Linked DNA regions of Homo sapiens: region 2 is linked to region 1. Evidence: chromatin loops called from intact Hi-C (ENCODE). Cell type or tissue: gastrocnemius medialis. All regions are shown on one strand. Links, peaks and the distances in the headings refer to the core of each region. The heading gives the core; the rest is flanking DNA. Region 1 overlaps MITF (melanocyte inducing transcription factor). Region 2 overlaps MITF (melanocyte inducing transcription factor).

Region 1 (8,380 bases), core at 283-8,282:
TTGTTCCAAGTTCCTCTCTGTTTCTTAGTAGTACAGGCTAGACTAGACCAAATTGAAGGATTCTCTTTCTTTCCACTTTTTGAAAAGTCTTGGTGTTTGGTTTTTGAATTTGTAAAGCATTAAGTTGAATCTGTATCTGGCCGTGGTTTTCTATTCCAAATGCCTTTTGGATGAGTCAGTGTGAGGTTTCATTAGGGCAGTATAAATTACCCTCACTTTTTTTCTTTTTTTCTCTTCTTGATCTCAGTATGACTGCTCCTTATTTCTGACATTGAGCCTCATGTTTTAATACATAAAAGATTCCTGTTTTCACATGGATCTCCTACGTGTCCAACATTACATTTTATCCTACAAAAATTACACCACTGATAAAAATAAAATAGTTATTATTGAAAGGCATAAATAACAAGAATGGTGGTGGTAGCCAGAAGTTACTGAGTGCTGACTGTGTGCTGGGTAAGCGCTGTGCTAAGTGCTTTATTTGCATTGTTCTGTTTATTCATCACAGCAACCCTGTGAAGGAGATGCTGTCATTATCTCTGTTTTGAAGATGAGAAAACTGAGGTTAAATAAGGTTCACAAGGCTGCATAGACAGGCAGTGGTGGAGCCAAAACTTGAGCCCAGATCTCTTTCATTCTGGGACCTGTCTTCTTAACCACTATTTTCTTTTTCTTTTTTTTTTTAATTATTATACTTTAAGTTTTAGGGTACATGTGCACAATATGCAGGTTTGTTACATATGTATACATGTGCCATGTTGGTGTGCTGCACCCATTAACTTGTCATTTAGCATTAGGTATATCTCCTGATGCTATCCCTCCCCCCTCCCCCGACCCCACAACAGTCCCTGGTGTGTGATGTTCCCCTTCCTGTGTCCATGTGTTCTCATTGTTCAATTCCCACCTATGAGTGAGAACATGCGGTGTTTGGTTTTTTGTCCTTGTGATAACCACTATTTTCTCTCTCAGAGAAGCCACGATACTTTGAGTATGCTATATACCTAATGCTAAGTTTAAAATTTCTGGAAAGTTGCATTATGTCTGTAAATTCTTCTGCAGTTAGTGCTTCTGTATACTACTAGTGGTAGAAGATTGAAAGAGAACCCTTAACATCTTGGACCTTGGAAAAACTTGACCCAGAAGTCTTTCACCAAAAATTTGCATTTACCTGAAGAGCCAAAGCAATTTTGAGAAAGAAGAACAAATTTGAAGGACTCACACTTTCTGGTTTCAAAACACATTACAAAACTACAATAATCACAACAGTGTGGTATTGACATAAAGACACACAAATAGACCAATGTAATAGAATAGAGAGCTCAGAAGTGAACCCTTGCATATACGGTCAAATGATCTTTGACAAGGGTGCCAAGATGATTCAATGAAGTAAGGACAGTCTCTTCATCAAATGGGGTTGGGAAAACTAGATAGATGCAATGGAATGAAGTTGGACCCTTATCTTACACAAAGTACAAATATTAACTCAAGATGGATTCAAGACCTAAATGTAAGACCCAAAACTATAAAACTCCTAGAAGAAGATGTATGGAAAAAACATAGTGATATTGAACTTAGCAATGATTTATTGTATGTAACACCAAAAGCACAGGCAACAAAATAAAAAATTGACATAGGACAGTCTTCTAGGTGCTAGAAAAAAAAAGAAAACAGATGAATGCTACTCCATTAAACTTAAAATCTTTTGTGCATCAAATGACACAATCATCAGACTGCAGAGACAAACTGCAGAATGGTAAAAAGTATTTGCAAATCATATATCTAATAATTGGTTAATATCCAGAATGCATAAAGAACTCCCACAACTCAATCACAAAAAATAAAATAACCTGATTAAATAATTGGCAAAGGACTTTAAGAGACATTTCTCCAGAAGTGGTATACAGATGACCAACAAGCACGTGAAAAAGTGCTCAATGTCACTCATCATCTAAGAAATGCAAATCGGAACCACAGAGAAGTATCACCTCATACTCATTAGGATGGCTACTATTAAAGAAAAATAATGACTCTTGTTGAGAATGTAAAGAAAGTGGAACTCTTGTGCACTGTTGGTGGGATTGTAAAATGATACAGCTGCTACGGAAAGGAGCATAGAGGTTCATAAAAAATTAAAAATAGTAATCCCAGCACTTTGGGAGGCCAACTCAGGTGGATCACTTGAGGCCAGGAGTTCGAGACAACCCTGGGCAGCATGGCAAAACCCTATCTCTACTAAAAATAAAAAATTTAGCTGGGCGTGGTGGCACACACCTGTAGTCCCACATACTTGGGAGGCTGAGGCGTGCGAATTGCTTGAACCCAGGAGGCAGAGGCTGCAATGAATGGAGATCGCACCACTGCACTGCAGCCTGGGCAACAGAGTGAGACTGTGTCTCAGAAAAACAAACAAACAAACCTCTCATGTGATCCAGTAATCCCAGTTTTGTGTGCATGTATATATATATATATATCCAAAAGAATTGAAAGCAGGGTCCTATAGATAATTGCACATCCATGTTCATAGCAGTGCTAGTCACAATAGCCAAGAGTGGAAGCAACCCAAATGTCCATCAGCAGGTGAATGGATAAACAGAATGTGCTGCATACATACAATGGAGTATTATTCAGCCTTAAAAAGGGAGGAAATCCTGTCATATGCCATGCTACAACATAGATGAATCTTTAGGACATTATAGTAAGTTAAGTAAGCCAGTGACAAGAAGGTAAATACTGTATGAATCCACTTATAGTAAGTTAAGTAAGCCAGTGACAAGAAGGTAAATACTGTATGAATCCACTTACATGAGGTATGTAGAGGAGTCAAACTCATAGAGACAGAAAGTACAATGGTGGTTGCTAGGGGGAGGGGGTAGTGGGAAAAGGGGAGTTGGTATTTAATGGGTATAGAGCTTCAGTTTTGCGAGATGAAAAAGTTCTGGAGATCTCTTGCACAACAATGTGAATGTAATTAACATCAATGAACTGTATATTTAGAAATGGTTAAAATGGTAAATTTTATGTAACATGTTTGTTTATTTGTTTTTTACCACAATTTTAAAAATTTCACATTTATCACCTGGCACTAATTTTACTACTTCATTGAGTATTTCAACATCTTACTTGAAGTTGCAAACCCCAAGGCCACAGGCTGAATGTGGCCCATGGACAATCAGTTTTTGACAAATGTGAAATAGTGGTCAATATTTTTTAAAAATTAGGAACTTTCACATCAAAACCCCTATATCTCGCTTCTCTTGGAAAACTGGAGAATCTGGAAATTCCAAGTCCCTAGTCTGTCCAATCAACAAATGGCTGTAGCTGAGGAGCAGCACCCCACTTTCAGTCCTAGGCATGAAATTCAGATTCATTTCTCTCACTCTCGAATTTCTTATACAAGACCCAAGTCCTCGTGCAGATATACTAACTTCCTGGCCACAGTATTTGTAGGTTTAAGATATTAAACTTCTTAATTCCAAATGCATCCAATAATAATAGACCGTAGATGGTGGATGCTCTGCGAGCTCCCACACTAACTTCTTTTTAGAGACACTAATTTCTAGGTTTCTGCTTCTGTTTGAGGTCCTAGAGTTATCATCTCTGTATTTCTATATGAACAAATATAGTCCCAATGCCCTTTTTTCTTTTGCCATTTTGCGTACAGCAAATGTCCTGCAAGTCATGTTCTAAATATAGATGTGTTAAATTTCAAATGTGAAAGTTTTTGAAGGGTCTAAAGCCAGTTTGCTAATCAGGGAAATGCTGTGATTGGCGCCAGCACTTGCAGTCCCTGAGGGGGATTGTGAAATCCGGCCTCCGCAACTGTGATTCAAGTCTGGGATGAAAGAAAACTCCATGATCGCTGAAGAGCTCTCCAAGTTGTTTTCTTCTTAACAGCGTGGTGGTGGTGGTGGTGGTTTGAGTGTCATAACAGAGAAAAGACAAATACATGTTCCTGAGTTCATTTTACTAGTACTGGATTAATAGTATGGTAACAAATCATTATTTTGCAAGCAAAAACAACCATGTTTTGCAATTCTTTATGTGCAAGTTGTAAGAAAATGCCTGTCAATAGAAAGGAATCTAGAGACCCAAGAGGCTCAAGACCTCTTCATGGCAAGTTAAGAAGAATGGCTACTTATGCAAAATATAAAAACCTTGGGTATTTGAAAGTTCAAACTGGCACAGTTTTTTCTCTTTTAAATCTTATTATTCTGTTGTTTTTCAAGATAGGGCTGGTGGCATCTAATGGCAAGTAGAGGCAAAATACTGGAATGCAGCAGTTGTGCGTTTTTCAAAGCTATGCACTGCATGACATCCCTGTGTGTGCATTTAAGTGTGTATGCAAGAGGCATTATTAGAACTGCCTATATGTTTCATGCTGGGTCTATTTCATTGGTGCAGTAGAACTTGGAAAATGCAGTTTCATGCTTTGAATAATAGTGAACAACAGTAGAGGAGGCCTTAGTTTCCAAGACTGGTGGAGCAGAGGTATTCGGGGAACTTTCTGGGAATGAGACTTGGATAATTAAGTTGCTGTGCCCTGAGAGTTGCTCCTTGAAGTAGAGACGGATGTGCTGAATCCTCATCTGTACTTGCCAGAAGTGAAGCTGTCATCTAGCACAGTTGCTGCCTCTGTTTTTGAAAAGAGATATGACTAGTTGATTCCATCACTATCTGATGCAGAATTTTCAAAGATGAGTAGTGGATCAGAGAAACGAAACAAAACAAAGCCAACTGAACTAAACTGTGTTGCTAGCTGAAAGGGTCTGATAGTGAGCAAAGGGCCAGATGTTTGGAGTTGCTTTCTTCAATTTTATTTCACTGCTTTTATCCATTAAATTGGTCAACAGCAGCACTCACTGGTAAAAATAGGAACAACAGATTCAAGTTTTCCTATGTGCTGTTACAGTGATGCCCTTTTTTTCTTTCCTCTCTCATCTCCTTGCTTTTTCCTTCCCTCCCTTCTTAAGCTCAAGCTTTCATTATATGATTTTTTTTTTAAATTCCAAAAGAATAACGATAGTGTATAGATAAAATGTGGTTAATTTCCCTACTCACCATCCCTAATCCTACTCTTCTAAAGAAATCAATATTAAGAGTTTGGTTTATATCAACAATCCTTCCCCAACCCATGCAAATAAGATATGTATCTAGAGAAATTTGTTTTTCTAATTTTTACAAAAGTGGACTCGTTCTGGGTACAGAATCTTGTAACTTGACTTCCCTGGCATTATTTTATTGGCATCTCTCCAAATCAGTACATTTAGCTCAAAATCGCTACTTTTAATGGCTAATTTTTTTAATAGTATAGTTTTATCACAATTTATTCATAAAATTCCTTATTGATTGATTCCTCTGCCCCACTAAAAATTTCCTCTCCTCCACTAAAAAGATAGCATTGCATATTTTAATTACACATACATATTTTTAAAGCTTTACCCTGTATAATATTTGAAGAGGAAAATTAAAGGGTTTCTAAATGTTTCATTTGCTTTATTACTTTAAATTTTTTCTTGTTTTATGGGCTAAAGTCTTTAGCTTTTTTTTTTTTTTTTTTTTTTTTTTTTTTTTTAAACAGGGTCTCCCTCTGCCACCCATGCTGAAGTACAGTGGTGCAATCACCGTTCCTGGGCAACCTCGATTTCCTGGGCCGAAGTGATCTTCCCACTTCAGCCTCCTGAGTAGCTGGAACTATAGGCGCTTGCCACCACACCTGGCTAATTTTTTTGTATTTTTTGTAGAGATGGGGTTTCGCCATGTTGCCCAGGCTGGTCTTGAACTACTAGGCTCAAGCAGTCTGCCTGCTTCGGCCTCCCAAAGTGTTGGGATTACAGGCGTAAGCCACTGCACCCAGCCAGATTTTCTAATTTGCTGATTTACCTCTTTGAATTTTTGCATTATAGCTATCTATGCTGTATAGTGAAGGATTTCTCAAGCTCGGCATTTTAGTCATTTTAGGTCATATAGCTCTTTGGTGTGAGTAGCTGTGCTGTGTGTTGTGGAACACGTAGCGTCCCTGGCTTCTACCCATTAGATGCTCATAGCATGCACCCTCTCCCAATGCTCATAGCATGCACCCTCTCCCAATGCTCAAGTTATGATGACCAAAAATGTCTCTAGTCACTGCCAGATGTTCCTTGGGTGGAAAAATTGCTCCTGTTGAGAACCACTCCTATAATGTATATAAGGTATATATTTAAAAACCCAGTTATGTGGAAGAACACTACTTTTCTTTATGTATTCACCAACACTTGGCAACATGAATGTAATGTCACATGCATTAGAAGTGAATCTCAGTATTGGGCCCCAGATAGTGAGCTTCACTTAGTTCCTGTGTACAAGCCAGCACTGGAATGATCTTCAGTTTATGCCATTTTGGTATCCATAATGGCACATAGACAACAGTGTCCTCATTTATAAGTTGTGCTATCTCAATCAGACAGTTTGAATATTTTCTGGCTGTGGTGGGGCAACACCTACTCAAATGAGGCAGGAATGCCATTTGCGTCTGACATCATTTTCTTCGACTGGGATTTGAGCAGTTCACGAGGCACCCATTGTCCCACCCATGTCACCCCAGCTATATGAAGTGTATAGGAGGCAGTGGCATCCAGGTAGCCAACGACCTCTTTCCTCTCCTAGTATCTTTTCTACAGAGTCTCCCCCAACTTCTGGCCTTGAGCAAAATAGCCCCATTGGGAAGATCACTGAGGGAAACTGCTGTTTCCACATATTCTATAATCTTTTTCTGTGAAAAGGTGAGCTATATATATAATTATTTAAGTTTCTTCACATTTGCAGGTGGCTATTGTGGTTGGTCTGCTTAACGAAATAGGGTGTGGTGTTATGTATGTGAACAAAGCTGGGCATCAGGCCCTTCATCAGAAATGTGACCCCTTATTAAAGCATTGTTTTTTGTTTTTACAGAAAGTCAGATGGCTTTGTGTTGTTTGACGTGGTTCCTTTTCCAAATAGATGACTGTAAAGATGACCTGATGATCCTATGGACTGGGCTATAAACTTTGTGCATCTCCCTTCTTGTGCCTTAATGGCAAGGTAAGATGCTGGAGAACCAATTCTCATGTCCTTGGTTGGCATTTTAATCGTGGTAGCTTGGTCATCAGGGTAATGGCAACACGTTAAAATTCACATGCATTAAAAAAATAGCAGTGTCATCCAGGCTGCTTTGCATTTGTTATTTGTTTATTTATTTATACATAGATACACATCCATGTAGCTACTGCCCAGGTCAAGAATTAGGACATTTCCAGCACAGTAGAAGATTCCCTTTTCCCCATCTTAGCCAGTAAGCACTTCCCGAAAGAATCCATTAGTCTGACCTCAATCACTCTGACTTAGTTTTGTCTATTCTTGAACTCCACGGAAATGGAATCAAATAGTATTTGTTCTTTGGTGACTAGCTTTTTTAGTCTAACAGTATAGCTGAAGTACATTCGTACTGGGACATGTAACAGTAGTTTGTACTTTTTGATGCTGTGTGAGTAGTAGGCTCTGTATGAATAATTTATTCAATCTTTCTACTCATTATGGTGGGCATTTGGGTTCTTTCCTAGGTGAGGATATGAGGAACAAAGCTGCCCTGAATATCCCTGTACATGTCTTCAGTGGATGATGTATTTTCTTTTGGGTAAATACCTGGGAGTGGAATGGTTAGCTCATCTTTTGATAGATTTATTCTTAGTTATTTAAATGTTTTGATGCTGTTGTAAATAGATTTTCTTTTAAAATCTTAATTTTCTCCCAAGCGATGTATTATGTTTTCATTTGCAAACTAGTATATTTTAATAGATGCCATGAAACATGCATTAAAATTAATATTTGCCTCTTTTTAAGAGAGCCTGATATACGACACTTCTAATTTTTAAAAAACATATAGAAAATTACGTGATAACTCTTGATATAAATATTGCATTTGGTTTTTAAAAAACAATGAACTGTCTTACATTATTTAAAAATAAATCTAGGCTGGGCATAGCGGCTTATTCCTATAATCTTAGCACTTTGGGAGGCCGAGGTGGGAGGATCTCCTGAGCCCAGGAGTTTGAGACCAGCCTGGACAACATGACAAGACCTCATCTCTACAAAAATTTTAAAAATTGGCTGAGCATGGTGGTGTGTACCTGTGGTCCCAGCTACTTGGGAGGCTGAGGTGGGAGGATTGCTTGAGCCTGGGAGGTTGAGGCTGCAGTGAGCCCTCTTTGCACCATTGCACTCCTGCCTGGGTGACAGAGTGAAACCGTGTTTCAGAAAATAAAAGGTAAAAAATAAATCTAATTACAACATGCAAATATTTTCAAAATATTTCTCATACAAAGCTAATATATTAAATCAATCTAATTTCAAAGGCACGTATTTAAAA
Region 2 (8,380 bases), core at 322-8,321, 80 kb after region 1:
GAATTCACAGCCAAATTAATTCTTAATTTTGAATTTCATTCTTTTAGTTAACTAAAATACTTGTCGTAAGAGCATGCTTCCCTTATACACTCTCAGAATGAAATTCTTCACAAACACGTTTGACAAAACTTGTTCACTGAGTTATTGCCCATTAACTTTTCTGTGCGTATTCTTTTAGGAGAGCACACACTGTGAATTAATTGTTTTGTATTTTCCTCTAGGAAAGAAAAGGAACATGATAGCAGAAGGCAGCATTCTAGAATTTTGGCTCCCTAGAAAGTAACTTGTCAGCTTTGACTCGTTTTTAGATATTAAGATGTTCAGCAGATACCATTTCAGGAATTAAAACACAGACTAGAAGAATTCATTGCCTAACTTTTACTCATGTCCACATGGTTTGTGGGAACTATGCTAAGTATTGTGCTTGTATTAACACATTTAATTTTCACAACTGCTCTATGAAGAAGATATGTCTTTCCACCCCCATTTTGCAGCTGAGAAAACTGAGGCTTGGATAGGTGAAAAACCATGCCCAAGTGATACAGCTAAGAAATGACAGGGCTAGGAATTTGACCCAGGGATCCTGGCTCCAGGGCTTAATGCTATTATCTGTTGTGGTCTGTGGATTTTCACTTAAGATACTAAATGAATCAATATTTCTTCCTCTGCTTTTTTATCTAGTGGGTTTCTCCTATCCCTAGATTTCTGAATTACCAAACTGTAACTCATTTGAGCTCTTGAGGGGCCGTGTTTGGTCCTGATGCCACGGTTTTCGTCTACCAGGTGTATTTCCCTGAGTCCAGTTCACCATTGATTATAAGACAGCTATTGGCTGGGCGCGGTGGCTCACGCCTGTAATCCCAGCACTTTGGGAGGACAAGGCAGGTGGATCATGAGGTCAGGAGTTCAAGACCAGCCTGGCCAACATGATGAAATCCCGTCTCTACTAAAAATACAAAAATTAGCCAGGCATGGTGTCCCGGGCCTATAAACCCAGCTACTATGGAGGCTGAGAAAGGAGAATTGCTTGAACCTGGGAGGTGGAGGTTGCAGTAAGCCAAGATCGCACCACTGCACTCCAGCCTGGGAGACAGAGGCAAGACTCCATCTCAAAAAAAAAAAAAAAAGACAGCTATTTGGTGGAGAAAGAAACTTACTAAAATATATTCATTGATTATATGATCTCTTCTGACTTGGGAAATCTTAACATGTGGAGGGAAAGTTCCTCTTAGAATTAAGGAACTGTCGTAGATCCCTAGAGCCCAGAGTTCTCCGTCTCTGGATGATTCAAGCAAATGGTTTGAATAAGGGTGCACCAACTCTAAGGTTCTAGTATTATTAGATTCTATGAGGTAGAATATTTGTTGGGAGACAGACACCAACTTTACTCACTGAACAAATATTTATTTTGTTCTACTATGTGCTGGAGAGACAATATGTGAATAAAACATGTAAACATCTCTGCCCTCCTGGAGCAGATTGGACCAGGTCATGAAGGACCAAGCACATACCAGTTTCATCCCTGAGTCTGGCCCTCATTCTCATGGTTCAGGATGGCTTCTGAAGCTCCAGCCAGTGCAGCCAGATTACAGGAGACATGGTGGCAGAAGGTTTAGAGAAGGGGATCATTTGAAGGAGATTTTCTGTAGCTGATTCTGATACTCAGCCATGTTTGGAAATGAATACTAAAACATTCAAGATCACCTGTTTGTTTAGTAGGCGAGCTGGGACATGAGCCCACATACATCTCTCATTCTTAAGCCAGGACACTTTCCTCCATGTCTGACAAAATTCACATTCTCTTCCCCACCTCTAGTCAGCCTGGCCAGAGGTCTGAAAAGCCCTTCTGATACTGAATTCAGTGTTTTGGATGGAATCAAATGAGAAGGACTACTCACTCCTGCCAAATGGGCTATGAAACCACCCCAAAACATCTATCCATAAACTGCCCATGGCTTTTTGTGGGTACAGCACAACTGCTTTGTCATAAACAAAAGGAACCGATAGGCTGAATCTATAGGAACTGCCTCCCCCTCAGGAGGTACTATGAGATGGGTCGTATGAAGCTCCTCCTGCTCGTATGACTCACTTCACAATACCTCTCACCCCATGTCCTTCTCCAGCTGAGGATCCCACAATCTCCTAAGATGTAAACTTTAAGTTATGTTGAAATGGAGTCTTACGTAGAACTCCAGAAAACAGTTTCGGTGGTGTTCTTGGGGTTGTCTTAGAAGACTCTTGAGGATCTTTGTTCTTTCCTATTTTTCTTCACCTAGAACCACCATGGAGATGTATATATTTGATCTTTAATTTATATTATGCTATAGTACAGTTGCCGTAGTCAGTTGTATTTGAATTAATAAAAAAAACAGGCAAAAAAAAAAAAGCCAGTCTGTTTCATCACAAAAAGGAATTCTTAAGAATGTTTTGAAAGTGCCACCAACTGCACAAATCAGAGTTGGTAAATGGATACACACACACACACACACACACGTGTGTGTGTTTATATATATACACATACATATATACATGTATATATACACACATACATGTGTGTATATATGTATGTGTGTGTATATATACGTGTGTGTGTATATATATGTGTATAAATATATGTGTATATATATATGTGTGTGTATATATATATATATATTTTTTTTTTTTTGAGACGGAATCTCGCTCTGTCACCAGGCTGGAGTGCAGTGGCGGGATATCCGCTCACTGCAACCTTCACCTCCTGGGTTCAAGTGATTCTCCTGCCTCAGCCTCTTAAGTAGCTGGGACTACAGGCGTGTACCACCATGCCTAGCTAAATTTTGTATTGTTAGTAGAGACGGGGTTTCACCATGTTGGCCAGGATGGTCTCCATCTCTTGATCTCGTGATCCACCCACCTGGATATATATATTTTTAAATGGCAGTCTGGGTGTCTAACATTTCAGAGTGATTGGCACTTCTGTTATCTACTTAAATCTAATTGGCGAAACTTAGCATGTAGCCAGTCCAGCTCTGGAGACCTGGGAGATGTTGTGGGTGGGAGTGTGCCTAGCCAAAACAAAGAGAAAATAGGAAAATAGATGGGTGCTAGGTTTTATGAATTGTAGGTCTTAGGCTGAAACTTTGACTTTTTCCCCAGTATTACTGATATTTTTTAAATGTTACAAAACCAGCTGTAGTATCCCAGGGTACATCAAACTGGCTTAAGAAAAAATGGAGTTTGATTGGCCCTCGTGAAGTCCTTGTCCAGGGTTAGTCCAGGGCTATCATGACTTCAGGAATGATTTGATACAGGTGCTCAATGTCATATAAACACTGGCTCCCTCTTTCTTTGTTATTCCTTCTCATTAGTCCTCTGTTCTTTCTTTACTGTTTCCTCCAGTTTGGCTTTCTTCTCGGATAGATCCAGGAAGTTCCAGATTTACATCCTACCAGCTTTTCAAACCTTAGTTTAAAGAGACTCATTTTAACCTAATAGTTTCAGTTGAAGGAATAGGGATAACCCTTACTTGATTGTCTTGGGGCACAAGCACATTCCTGAGTTAGTCTTTGTGACCAGAAGGATGGATTTCCTGATTGGCCAGGGTCGTACTTCCATGTCTGGAGGTAGTGACAACACCATAACCTCATGAACTGAAAGTGAAGGAGGCTGGTTATTCAAGGTTAAATCAGGTACTTTACCAAACAAGTGGGACAGGATGCTGGGCAGCTATAAATGCCATGTGGCCACCATAAATCATTACTGCTATGTGTAAGGTTGCCTGTTAAACCATGACAGGTGTACCCATTCACTGCTCCTTAGATTACAGTTTGTACTTTTGTCTTTATTTCAACACAATGTTGGAAACTTTGCATCTTGGTTGACGTGTGCTAGACATGCAGTAATTGTTAAGTGATGGTGGTCTAAGGCTTTTGAATTTTCTCTGATCTGTTATAATGTCTAGAAAAACAGCCAGAGCATGCCCTGTGATTGGAACAATTATTTGAGTACAAACAGAAGGGCTTTCTACCTTTAAAAAGTTTATTCCAGTTCCTTTCACACTCATGTCTGAATTCTGTCATTAGTTTGTCATTGTGTTAGATTTTTAAAAATTGCTTTTTCTTTTAAAATACTCTCAGTGGAGCATCTTGCCATGCCGTATTAATTACTTTAAGGGATGAATTTCTCAAAGCCCTTTAAAACATGGCAGTTAGATGTGAATGGGATTCCACAGTTGGACAGAGTAAGCAAGAATTCTAGAGTACAGTCTAGTGAAAGGAAGCTTGATATGAAAAACAGAAAACTTGAGTGTGGGGCACTTCAACTTTATCTGCTTCATAACCTTTCAATGGTTTGGCTCTCAGAGGCGATTTCCTTGAAAGGAATTGAGTGTTAAGATTGTGCCAACCCATAATGGCATCTGTGGAAAATGGAGATCAGTCGTGGTCATAAAATGAGGAAATGGCAAAGTTCATATCCTTAGTTTAAAATATCTTTTAGTAAGAACTTGATATTCCTCTTAGTTGGAGTATACATAAGTGAGACACACTTTGGTAAAAAAAAAATAACCAACTTAAAAAAAATCTGCTGATGAAAATTGCCTGGAAGAGCATTGTTCGTATGTTACAGAGGTCTCTAAACATTTTTGATCCTTCTTCCTAGTTAATTTCTTTCAAGAAAACCTTCTCAACACATTTTCATTTGATTTATAAGTTATGTACATGTGCAACTATACTATTATATAACATGTACAAAAATAAAAAATGAAAGTGATAATATAAAATATATATGAAGAAATGTTTTAATTTTTTCTTCCTGCACCCAGGTTGTCATTTTTGGTATGGATTTTTGGAGAATACTGATATATTGGGAAACTTATTAAGGTTCTCCTTGATTTTTATCTAATCAGTCATTGAGATTAGTCTTTCCTGGTACCTGTTGAAGGTCCAGCTTAAAAAAAATGTGGAGAATCCTGAATGGATATGAAACATCTTCCATTTTTAGCAGCGAATTGAGGTCTCAGCATTAGAAAGAAAAGACTTCAGATTTTAAGTTGTGTGTGATTGGTGGTTCTTAATTTTTAGAATGCTTTTCTCCCTATGTACTGTGAAATGTACAAAGCTCTGGAGATAGGAGCATTGTCCAGTTGCGACACCATGATATCCTGCATGTCTAGCAGCACCTAGCTTTTGGAAAGCATTTGCGTGGGGCATGAGGCTATGTTTTGTAAGCCTTTGTATTTTAGCTATGCCAGAGACCTGGAGTATTTATTATCTGAGCTGCTCATGTTACCCCCAAAAAGGTGGAATCTTGGCAGATCTCCATTCTTTTTCTTGATGACTAAAACCCAAGTTAGGTGTTGACAGAAGTCCAGAAGATCTCAGTGTGAAGCCGAACTATGATATCTGGTACTTTCACATTTACATGGGTTACACTCCCAGCTATTTTAAGTACGAGGGATGATATAGTTTCTTATTAGTATTTTTTTCCACCATGCATGGTGAAAAACTCATCCTGAATCACTTTGGAAGGAATGGAAAGTTTGAGATAACAGAAGTGCCATTCACTCTGAAATGTTAGACACCCAGACTACCATTTAAAAAAAATATAGCCATTTACCAACTCTTATTTGTGCAGTTGGTGGCACTTCCAATAGATTGTTAAGAATTTCTTTTTGCTGGTGGAACGGACTGGTTGGGGGCAGTTCTTGTAGATTCAACCTATCAGTTCCTTTCATTTATGATAAAGCAGTTGTGCTGTACCCATAAAGGGCCGTTGGAAGTTTCTGGATAGATGTTTTTGTTTGGTCTCATAGCCTATTTGGCAGGAGTAAAGTAGTCTTTCTCCTTGTGTCCCATCCAACATGTTGCATTCAGTATCAGAAGGACTCTTCAGACCTCTGGGAAGGCTGATTGGAGGTGAGAAATGGAATGCGAATTTTCTCAGACATGGAAGAAAGTATTCTGGTCTAAGAATTAGAGGTATGGGTTCATGTTCCAGCTCTCCTACTATGCAGACAAGTGATCCTGGGTATTTTACTATTAGTTTCCAAACATCGGAATCAGTCAAGTGTCAGAATTGGCTGCAGAATTTTTGTGGACATATTGATTCCTGGGCCTTACCTAAACAAATCAGAATTTCCAGGAATGAGGCTGGACATTTTTATTTGAGATGAAGTTCTCAGCGAATTTTGTTTTTCTCAGCTAGCCTTTTGCATTTTGAAACCCCTGTAGCTTAACCCATACATGACATAGGTTTCTCCTTTGCCCAGGAGGTTAACACTATTGAACCTTCCTGTGTCTTCACTGTGTATATGAATATCCACCACTGTGCCTCCTGGACATAAATAAATTGTACATCAGTGCAAACAAATACTAGGCTTTGAGCTCTGTCAACCAAATGACTATGATGAAGATTATTTTTTACTGAATAAAAATGCTACAATTCCTACTTTATAGCTCATGAGAGATTTGCAGAATAAATTATCTTCTCTCTCCATCCCTGAAAAAGTTTTTTGAGTTCTCTCATTTAAATGGACATTGGCTAAACTTTACAAGACATATCTTCTGTGGTCCAAACTTGCACATAGGCATATAAAAAGTAGATTCCTTGTATCCAAAAGAAGAAGCATGCTCATGGTTTAATATTATTATTTTTACCACTAATTTTTGAACTGTATTCCAGTTTATTGGACCATGTTTCAGTCATTGTGCTAAGTTTTTCTATCTATTAAAAATTTTAATCCTCACCACAGTGCTGAGAGGCAGATGTATTGCGAAGCACAGAGATAGACTAACTGGGCCACAGTCACAAGTTACCGCACAGCCCAGCTGAACTCTGCCTGAGGAGTGGACTAAAGGAAACGCAAGGAAAAGTAGAACATTGCTTTAGCGTCTCTAGGTTTCTACTGATGACCAGAGTACTGTCTTAGAGGACTGTGATATTGAGACCAAAGACCAGTCCCTATGAGATAGTAAAAGAACACTGGCATCATGTCAAAGGTGAGGGGTGGGCAGACAGATGTTTGGATGCTGGAGCATTGAATTTAATGGAATTTCTGATATTGTTAGGTGGCTGACAAAGATAGAATAAAGTATTGGGATTTAGCAAAACGTCAGATAGTTCAGAGCCCATGTCCAAAATACCTATACCATCACAGAGAAGAGGGAGGCTTTGAAGGTTAAGAATGTAAATTCTGCCATAGAGGTAGGAACTCAGGTCACATTTGGTGGCCATCTGGTGTCTGTATACCTCCAGCCACTGTGCTGAACACTTTAATTTAGTGAACATTAACTGACCCAATCCCTGCAGCACATTAAAATGCTGGGTTTTGGAAAAGCCCAGAGAGGTCAAGTGGCTCATTAAAGCTCATGCAGCTCGGCAGTGACTGAGCTAGCCCTTGAGTCCAATCGGTGGCCCTCCTCCTCGAGCCATTGCTGACAAATTCCCAGTTCTCAGGGGAGTTGTGTGCCTGGCTTCAGTGATGCCGATACATGCCAGTAAAGGCATTTGTCTCTCTGCCCATCGGCTTTCAAAGGGAGCTTTCTGATGGTGAGATGCCCACCTTCCCATGTGGGACTTGATCAGAGTTCCGTAGTCTAGGTAACTGACTTAATTTTAAGGCGTCTCAGAAGAATTATGTGACTGTGGCTTTAAACTCTATGAGATTAGAAACCAGGTATTCCCAGCACCTGGCAATAACTATTTGTTGAATAAATGACCTTTACATAATCTGATTAAAAGGAATCAGACTCATGGAATTAGGATTATCTAGCGAAGATTCAGCTTCATGGCCTGGGATGAGTTCAGTTAGCTTTTAAAATTAAATACATTTGGACATCTCTCCTTGTGTATCATTAGTAGCTTCAGCATCACGTCCTCGTTTTAAAAAATAAGCATTGTTGCCACTTGTAATGTTCTCACATAAACCTCAATTTGGAGCTTAAGACATTATGCTCATTTGTCCTGCTAACATTGTGACATGCAGATATCCTTGTTTTTGTCTAGAAGGTGATAATTGCAGATTCAGTTACTTCTAAGAGAAAGGGATGTTTAGAAGATTGAGAGCAAAGCTGAGAATCTGGGAGTCATCTTTCACAATGTGGAAATATCCCGCAGGGAGTGTGTGCCATGAGGCGACTCTAATGCTTCCTTTGCACTTTTGGGTTTTTTTGCAGGAAGATTTATTAAAACACTGTCAATTAACTGAGCTGTGCTATATTTATATAACTATAAAAATATATTTGCTCTATTTTTTAGTGGGGTTTCTTTTCACTTATACTGGTCTACTTCATACATACGTATTTTTTTTTCAGACAGGATATTTCAGAAAATGCTTTGAATGATATTGTTGTCGACTTTCACGTATGAAGACTTAGTGCAGTTGATAACTAGAAATTTTAAT

What was found. Hi-C counts contacts between places; a loop is a spot of excess contacts. Peaks named below come from ENCODE experiments on the same cell type or tissue, not always from the same donor. Only the 100,000 strongest peaks of a DNase experiment are listed, where the experiment ranks them.
Region 2: it touches region 1 in a loop (2.7-fold over the local background); 4 of 110 quality-filtered maps call a loop at or near these places.

The regions. Positions count from the first base shown.
Region 1 is chr3:69,787,460-69,795,839 of GRCh38, forward strand. The region is part of intron 1 of MITF (melanocyte inducing transcription factor); the gene reads left to right. Among named protein-coding and RNA genes, the nearest start is that of MITF, 52 kb to the left of the region's middle. In gastrocnemius medialis, for the core only: a CTCF peak has its summit at 4,860; a DNase peak (open chromatin) is centred at 3,812; H3K4me3 peaks cover 1,333 bases; H3K27ac peaks cover 3,078 bases.
Region 2 is chr3:69,867,789-69,876,168 of GRCh38, forward strand. All of the region lies in intron 1 of MITF (melanocyte inducing transcription factor), which reads left to right. Among named protein-coding and RNA genes, the nearest start is that of SAMMSON, 130 kb to the right of the region's middle. In gastrocnemius medialis, for the core only: no CTCF peak of the experiment used is centred there; DNase peaks (open chromatin) are centred at 3,723 and 5,163; H3K4me3 peaks cover 1,163 bases; H3K27ac peaks cover 4,910 bases.